Linked DNA regions of Homo sapiens: region 2 is linked to region 1. Evidence: read pairs that join two places in POLR2A ChIA-PET (ENCODE). Cell type or tissue: PC-9. All regions are shown on one strand. Region 1 overlaps SLC38A4-AS1 (SLC38A4 antisense RNA 1). Region 2 overlaps SLC38A4-AS1 (SLC38A4 antisense RNA 1).

Evidence for each region. ChIA-PET counts read pairs that join two places held together with the same protein. Peaks named below come from ENCODE experiments on the same cell type or tissue, not always from the same donor. Only the 100,000 strongest peaks of a DNase experiment are listed, where the experiment ranks them.
Region 2: POLR2A ChIA-PET joins it to region 1 with 7 read pairs; 2 of 35 experiments call an interaction of 5 or more read pairs at or near these places.

The regions. Positions count from the first base shown.
Region 1 is chr12:46,412,616-46,416,615 of GRCh38, reverse strand. The region is part of intron 2 of SLC38A4-AS1 (SLC38A4 antisense RNA 1); the gene reads right to left. Among named protein-coding and RNA genes, the nearest start is that of SLC38A4-AS1, 31 kb to the right of the region's middle. In PC-9, no CTCF peak of the experiment used is centred here; a DNase peak (open chromatin) is centred at 1,825; H3K27ac peaks cover 751 bases.
Region 2 is chr12:46,568,687-46,572,686 of GRCh38, reverse strand. The region is part of intron 3 of SLC38A4-AS1 (SLC38A4 antisense RNA 1); the gene reads right to left. Among named protein-coding and RNA genes, the nearest start is that of SLC38A4-AS1, 190 kb to the right of the region's middle. In PC-9, no CTCF peak of the experiment used is centred here; no DNase peak of the experiment used is centred here.

The DNA of each region.
Region 1 (4,000 bases):
TACCTCGTTAACTTAACGGAATAAATGAGCAATTATAAATGGAATAAATGAACAACTAACAAGTAGCTTTTAATCTTAAATTAAGCACAATTTTAATAAAACTAGGAAATATAAAATCTACTAAAATCCTTAATATAATCCCTGGCACATAGAGGCACGCACTCAAGAAATATTTGTTGAATAAATAGTAAGTAGTAGAGATATTTGGTAAATTGTCTTTTGGAGTCCTAATGCCACTGAATGGATTTAGACATTATGCTAATATGTGGGATTTTTTTAAAGGTAATTAATTAGTATTATTTTTTAAACTCAATTTTGAAAAGCTGAAATTATAGGAATCAGGACCAAAAGTTTCAATTCAAAAGTAACGAAAAAAGGAAATAAATTTTATATTTTTAAGTAAATATAGCAAAAATATTCTAATTGTTCTCCTGTGGTCACTTGGTCATACAAAATCCCCAAAATGTATTATAAAAAGACACATCATTCATTGTAGCATTATAATTATAGCAGCAAAAGTCTAAAAAAAAACCCTAAATATCCATCAATGGAGGACAGATTCTGAACAAATCCTGGTACATTTATGCAATGGAATACCATTTAGTTATTTTAAAAAATAAAGTAGATCTCTGTGTGCTGATGTGGAAGAACCAAGATATCTTGTTAACTTTCAAAAAGCATGGAGCTGAACAAGGAGCCATGGAATGCACCTTACCAGGGGCTCTCGAGTCAGTGTGTAAGGCTAAAATTTAATATAATCCTAATGTCCCTCAAAGATCCCCCAGGGTAATGCCAGTTTGGAAGCATTACGAACACTCCCTCAGTAAATGTTGCACAGAGCTAGTGTTTCCTTTGGCACTAAAAGGCTCTTGTATTTCTTCATTTGCACACCAGATGAAGCTGGCTCGCACAGGGACCACGTTTGTGATAAATACAGTCTTTAAAAGTTAGCCTCTATCCAGCCTTAAAAATGAAGGAAATCTAACCATTTGCTACAACATGGATGAACCAGGAGGACATTATCCTAAGTGAATTAAGCCAGACACAGAAGGCCAAATACTGTATAATTCCACTTATATGAAGTATCCAGTCAAACTCATGGAAACAGAGAGCAGAAGGGTTTCTGGGGGCTGGGAGAAAGGGGAAATTGTGAGGTGCTACTCAATAGGTATAAACCTTCAGTTATATAAGACAAATGAATTCTAGAGATCTGCTGTACAACACTGTGCCTATATTGTATTGTATTGTATACTCAAAAATCTGTTAAGAGAGCAAATCTCACATTAAATGTGAGACCTACAGGCACAATGGCATATGCCTGTAGTCCCTGCTACTCAGGAGGTTGAGGCAAGAGTATAGCTTGAGCCCAGGTGTTTGAGTCCAGTGTGGGCAATATAGCAAGACCCTGTCTCTAAAAAAAAAAAAAAAAAGAAAGAAAGATTAAAAAATGTTTTTACCACAGTAAAATACACTTTAAAAAAAAAAAAAAAAAAGCTAGCCTCACCCCAGGCTCAGGGCTGTGCATGCTAAGAGTGAGTCCAGCTAAAGGAGCAACATGCTGGTGTGACTGTCTCCTGCTCAGTCATCAAGTAGAATGTCATGTGGATCAGCAGCATTGATTCTTTCCTGCTTTGGTTTGTTTTGTTTTATACTATTTTTGTTTTGTCACATATATGCATTACAATAATATAAGTCAATTCACCTATAGAACATCTCCACTGTAAAATTCTCCTATTTGTGTAAAATAAATAAATAAAAGAACACATATCCACAAATATACCCAGCTATACACAGATTTTTCTGGAGGTACATTCAAGAAACTGGAAATACAGGTTATTTTTGCCAAGAACAACAAGGAATCTGGAGAACTGGAGTCAGAAGACATTTTGCACTCTAATATTTTTGTATTACTTGAATTTTATCATGTATATGAATTACTTTTTTAAAAAACCTACCAGTAAAAATGCCGTGTTTAAAAATAAATAAAATCTAATGATTTAAGATATAAGTGTAGACTAAATACCTACTTACCTCCCACTAATAACAACTTACTCCATCTCTAATTCTTAACCTTTGGGGGTCTTATGGAATCTTTGGAAATTTGGTAAGAACTACAACCTTTTCCCCAGTAGAAGACATATACATACACATATAACCATGAAGTCCATAAATTTAAAATTTATAGCTGTTGTACTACAACATTTATCTGTGGGATTCTTGCCAAAAATGTTTAACCTGAATCTATTCATGAAGATATAATCTGATGAATCAAACATATGGGGCATTCTTCAATACAACCAGCATAGACTCAAAAAATTCCATGTCATAAAACAAAGGAAACTAAAAACATAAATCCAAAAAGACTAAGAGACACAACAACTAAGTACAATGTAAGAATATTGGTCAAATCATGAATCAGGGAGGGAAAAAAACTATAAAAGATATATTTGAAACAATAAGAGAAATCCAAACTCTGGATTCTGTATTAGATGATATCATGGAATTATTATTTATTTTATAAGTGTAATGATGCCGTTAAACAACTGAGGGGTGAAAAGTCATGATGTCTGCAACTTATTTTTATGGTTCAAAAAAGTATACCCAGGGATAGTGCAAATGAATGTGACTAAAGGTTAACAACTGCTGAAGCTACATAAAGGGCATATGGGTACCCACTGTACTATTTTTCTAACTTTCCTGTAAGCCTGAAATTTTCCTATATATAAAGTTGAAGGCAAAAAAAAAATGCTAAAAAAACTTCACTCTCCTATAAAACTTCACTCTCCTATAATTCTAACACAGCACCCACCACCAAATTTCCCCTCTCCCACTTACTCTTGTGGCTTTCCATCTCCTTCTTTCTTGCCAAGAGGAAATCTAGCACTTGATTTGTTTCTTCCAAAATTATTATGAAGCATAAACAATGTCTCAACTTGGACTGTCTCTTTTTTTGTGTCTCTCTTGGTTAAGCTACGAGCTTGGTGAGAGAGGTCAGGAACTACACTTTTGTCGTCTTTATAACCCCAGTGTCAGAACACAATAAGAAGAGTCAATAAACATGAGGTGAACTGAAACTTTGGACCAGTTCACTGAACTTTAGTACCTATTGTGCTATTCTTTAGCAAATTGGGTAACAGATAATATGGAAGGATTTTTTAAAATGCTGAAACTAAACCACTAAAATAAAATACTAGAGTTACTTCTTCCTTGAGTATGGAGAAAATGAGCCTTGCTTTTAAGAAGCTATGTACCACATTAGCAAAAGTCTGGAAATACAAAGCACACTCAAAATTAATAAAGTTAAGATTTTCACGCTGCCATTTGTGCAAGTCACTGGCTTTATCTGACTTCTACCTGTTAGTTTTTTTATTCTCTAATTCTATATTGACAACATTTTCTGTGATGATGGAGGTGAAGAGCCTGTCACTGGCAACATAGCACCATCCTCGTTTAGAGTAAATAAAACTATTTAAAGCAAATTGGAAACTGAATGACAGAAAGTGCCACAGATGGACCACACTGGGAACAGGAGTGGAATGCCGCGTTGTTCATCATCCCCACCATCCAAGAATGAAGTTGGCAACAAAATGCTGGCAGTAGACCAGAGTGGACCATCACTGTGTATACAAGACAATCCAAATGAATTGTACTATCCTTTGAGATTAAGAAGAAGCTCATGGACTTTCCACTAAAATAAAAATCAAATCTATCAATTGCCATTAGTGTTTCGCTTTTTAAAAAATGTTTCCCCTTAACTTGAGTCATTATTGCTCATTATTTTTTCCTCTTTCTTTTCATGTACCTTCTTTTCTCTTTGGAGATGTCTCTAGAATGGAAATACATGGAACTCATCCAATTGACACTTAAATTCTGTAACCTCTATGATACAAAGTTACTTCGTTTACCATAAAGCTTAAGCGCCCCAATGCAGACTCTTTATTAAAGTCATGATAATTCAGAAACTGAGTTGGATTTAAATAAAAGTATTGCTAAAAGCATC
Region 2 (4,000 bases), 160 kb before region 1:
TACTATCCAGTAAAATTTTAATGTGAGCCACATATGTCTTTTTAAAATTTCTGTTTTATTGTGAAATATAGAAAAAAAGAAATGGGAAATTAAATTAATAACATTTTATTTAACCTGATATATCCAAAATATTATAATTTCAACATGGAATCAATATTTTAAAATTATTCAAGTATTTTATATTCTAATTATTTTGGTACTAACTCCTCAAAATCCACTGTCTTTTGCATGTATAGCATACCTTATTTCAGGTTAACCACATTTCAAGTGGTATTGTAAAGTGTATTTCTCAAGGTTTAGAAATACATATTTCACTTTGTTGGTCTAGAAAAAGCTGGGGCTCTTCAATTTGCAAGACATGAGAGAAGTCCTCTCCCAAGCTTATACCAAAGATTTTTCTAGTTCTAAACAAGTGCCATGACAGACAAAATTGAAGATGCTGTTTGGAAAGCCTCAAAGGGTCATACATAAGAAGCAAGTGGATTTAAAAAAAGAGTTGTCTACCACAGGCTGATAAATATTGACTTCATTAACTGAATGGTACCCTAAAACTTAAAGTATAATAATAAAAAAAAACTGAATGGTAAATGAAATTGAATAGGGTACAGCCAAAGAACATTTCTGAATGCTTGGAATATACAGCACATGAGTCCACTTACCCACATTTGAATTCTTCAGAATGTATTAAAACTGGTTGTCTAACCAAAACATTGTAAGTCTTAAAGCCTCTTTTTCTTCCACCCAAAGTGTAAAACAACTTTTGAATAGCAAATTTAAAAGTTTCAAGTCCCAGATCAATCAGTCAGCAACACTTATTTAGCTAGCACTGTACATGGACCATGATATTATGCAATAAAAGGGGATTAAAAACAGCTCCTTTGAGTTGCTTACAATCTGCCTGGGGATAAATAAATGGTAACATATGAAAACAATTTTAGGTCATTTACAATGCAACATTTTACTGAATGCTTCTATAAACAATACTTTATACTCTGGGGCGTTTTTAAATAATATAGTTCCCTTCGTTAATGTAGAAATAGCTGAATATCATCGAAATCTATTAAAATTTACTGCCCCTAAATCAGTCTGCTAAGCCAATTACAAACAATTGAGTGCAGGTTTGTTTTGGAGCACACGAGTGTAATTAAATAGTTTTTTACTCTTTTAAAAAAGTTTCTCATGTTATATTTTCAGAAAAGGGAAATTTCATGGCGAGATTTCATAAAAATTTTGACCATACGAATGTCACAAAATAGAAAATCATTCTTTCTCACCTCTATTCTCAAATTGTAAACAGATTCAGATGTGCATACAGCAATGGCACCTTTATGAGGTAACAGGTGAAACCACACTTTTATGAGGATTGGAGGACCCAAACCACAAGATAAAGTTTGTGTCTTCTTTTGTCCCGAGTTTAATGCCAAATATATCCTGAAAGTGGAAAACACACTGTCATTTGCATATATTTATCTAGCATTTTTGTAAGCAAGACAAGAGTCTGAGCATAGTTCTTAGAACTTTTAGCCAAGTACAGAAATAGTTGTGAATGTGGGCAAAAAGGATACACACTGATTCACTATGTGGAAAAATCATCTCAAGCATCTAGCTAGGCAAAGATAGCTAGAAATATTAGATCTGTGCAAAATGTACCTGAAATTCATTCTACTTAATCACATTTTAATTCAATGCTTCGTATGCTGTTTTCTAAATGAATAAAATTATTAGTTACAAATAATGAAAATCACAATTGGGTAAATGGTCAGACTTTAACTCTTTAGGGTTTAAAATTTTTCTTTACAATTCAACAATGAAAAACAAATAATTATCCTCAGCAAAGTAACACAGAAACAGAAAACCAAACACCACATGTTCTCACTTATAAGTGGGAGCTGAACAGAGAGAACACATAGACACAGGGAGGGGAACGACACACACTGGGGCCTGTCGGAGGAGCGGGGTGAGGGGGAGGAAGAGCCTTAGGAAAAACAGCTAATGTATGCTGGGCTTAGTACCTAGGTGATGCGTTGATAGGTCCATCAAACTACCATGGCACATGTTTACCTATGCAACAAACCCGCACATCCTGCACATGTACCCTAGAACTTAAAATACAAATAAAAATTTTAAAAATGGGATAAAGGATATGAATAGACATTCTTCCAAACAATATATATAAATGGCCAATAAGCACATGAAAAGATGCTCAACATCACTAACAATTATAGGAGATTAAAAAAAAAAATTTCTAGAGTGACATAAGTAAGATGGCTGGCTACAGACACCTGGCCCTCATTCCCCTAACAAGAAAGGACCAAAGCAGTGAAAAAACATCTAAGATTTGAATGGAGTGTTGAAAGGAGAGTGCTGGAGGGCAGTGGGGATGTAGAGAGACAGCTGTGGTAATTGGAAGCACAGAGGAAAGTGTGGATGCAAAGTCTGCAACCTCATCTCCCTCACCCCCATCTGATCAGTCTGTAGATAGGAGAGACTTCCCCTTTTGGGGAAAAGGTAAGCAGAAGATCCCCACCAGGCCCCACTGCCATCGCAGACACCTACAGTTCTTACTACAGAATCCCACCGTGCTTGCAAGCCCTGAGCCCGGTTTGGAGAGCTGCCAGAAATTCACAAAGCTGCACTGCTCCGGATTGGGAGGGTAAGATGCGCACTCCCCACCCTTCACGCACTTCCTGTGAGTCAAACTGCTATATCACCATACCACCTTGAGATCAGAGCCACCTCTCAGGCGTGCGCGCCTCTGGGATCAAGTAGCCAGTGCACTTCTCTATCACTGGGGCTCCATCTTTATTCCAGCAAGCTCAGAAGGGTGGCTGAACACCACAAACCCAGCTTTGCAGAGCATAGGCCCAGGATCAGCTGCAACTCTGGCCCTGCACAGCAACTCCTGCTATCTGCACTTCCAGCTGGAGGAACAGTTTGGCAGTCCTACCCAGGGCAAACCCACCCTAGAGCCAGCCAAACTAATGCTTGCCATTTCTCCCAATCAGGAGGGGTCCCTGAGTCACCAAGCAGACAGCATACCCATAGGCTAGTGGTAAAGCTGCATACCCACATCCAAGGCCTGAGAACCAGCCTCATGGCACCTTCCAGACATGCCCCTGGCATACCCAAAGTCCCCACACCAACAACCAGGGTCTCAGTAAAGTCTTATAGACAGCCCCTAGCAATGCTCCCCCAAGCCAGCTGAACATCTCTGTGGCCCACATCCTGAGCCTGAGAAACAGCTCCACAGATTTCCCATGGTGGGCACACCCCCCAGGCTAGCAAAGAAGCTGTGTGCATATGCCCCTGGCCTTAGAAACAGCCTATAGACCAACCCCAGCAAACACGCCCCCAGGCCAGCGAAGCAAATACATGCCTGTGCCCCTGGCCGGAGTAACATTCCCAATCCTAGTGGCCAGAACTCAAGCTGGCCACCATGTGCACACATGTTCCTTTGACTTGAGAAATAAGCTAGCCCACCATGGCAAAGCCACACCACCATCACCACAAAATCTCAGCCTAGGCCACTGAGAAAGTCACAAATGTCACTGGCGTGAATTATGGCTGAAGGAACTACACAGAGACTACACTACTACATCCACCTGAAACCAAAGCCAATGCACCCCATCGAACCAGCACCCCAAGTCCCATTCATAATCAGTCTTTCCCTATAAAATCTATTCTATAAAATTGGAACAGGCAACTGATCCACCAGATGCATAAAAATCAACGTAGGAGCACATCAAACATAAAAAAGCAAGAAAACATAATGCCTCCAAAGGAATATAATAATTTTTAAGTAACAGAACACAATCATAAGTAAATATATAAAATGCCACAAAATGAGTTCAAATTAATAATCTTATGAAACTCAGTAAGATACAAAAAAATACAAATAGACAAATCAATGAAATCAGGAAAATAATTCATGATTTGAATGACAAATTTAACAAAGAGATATATGATTTTTTTAAAAACCACAGTGGCTCACGCCTGTAAT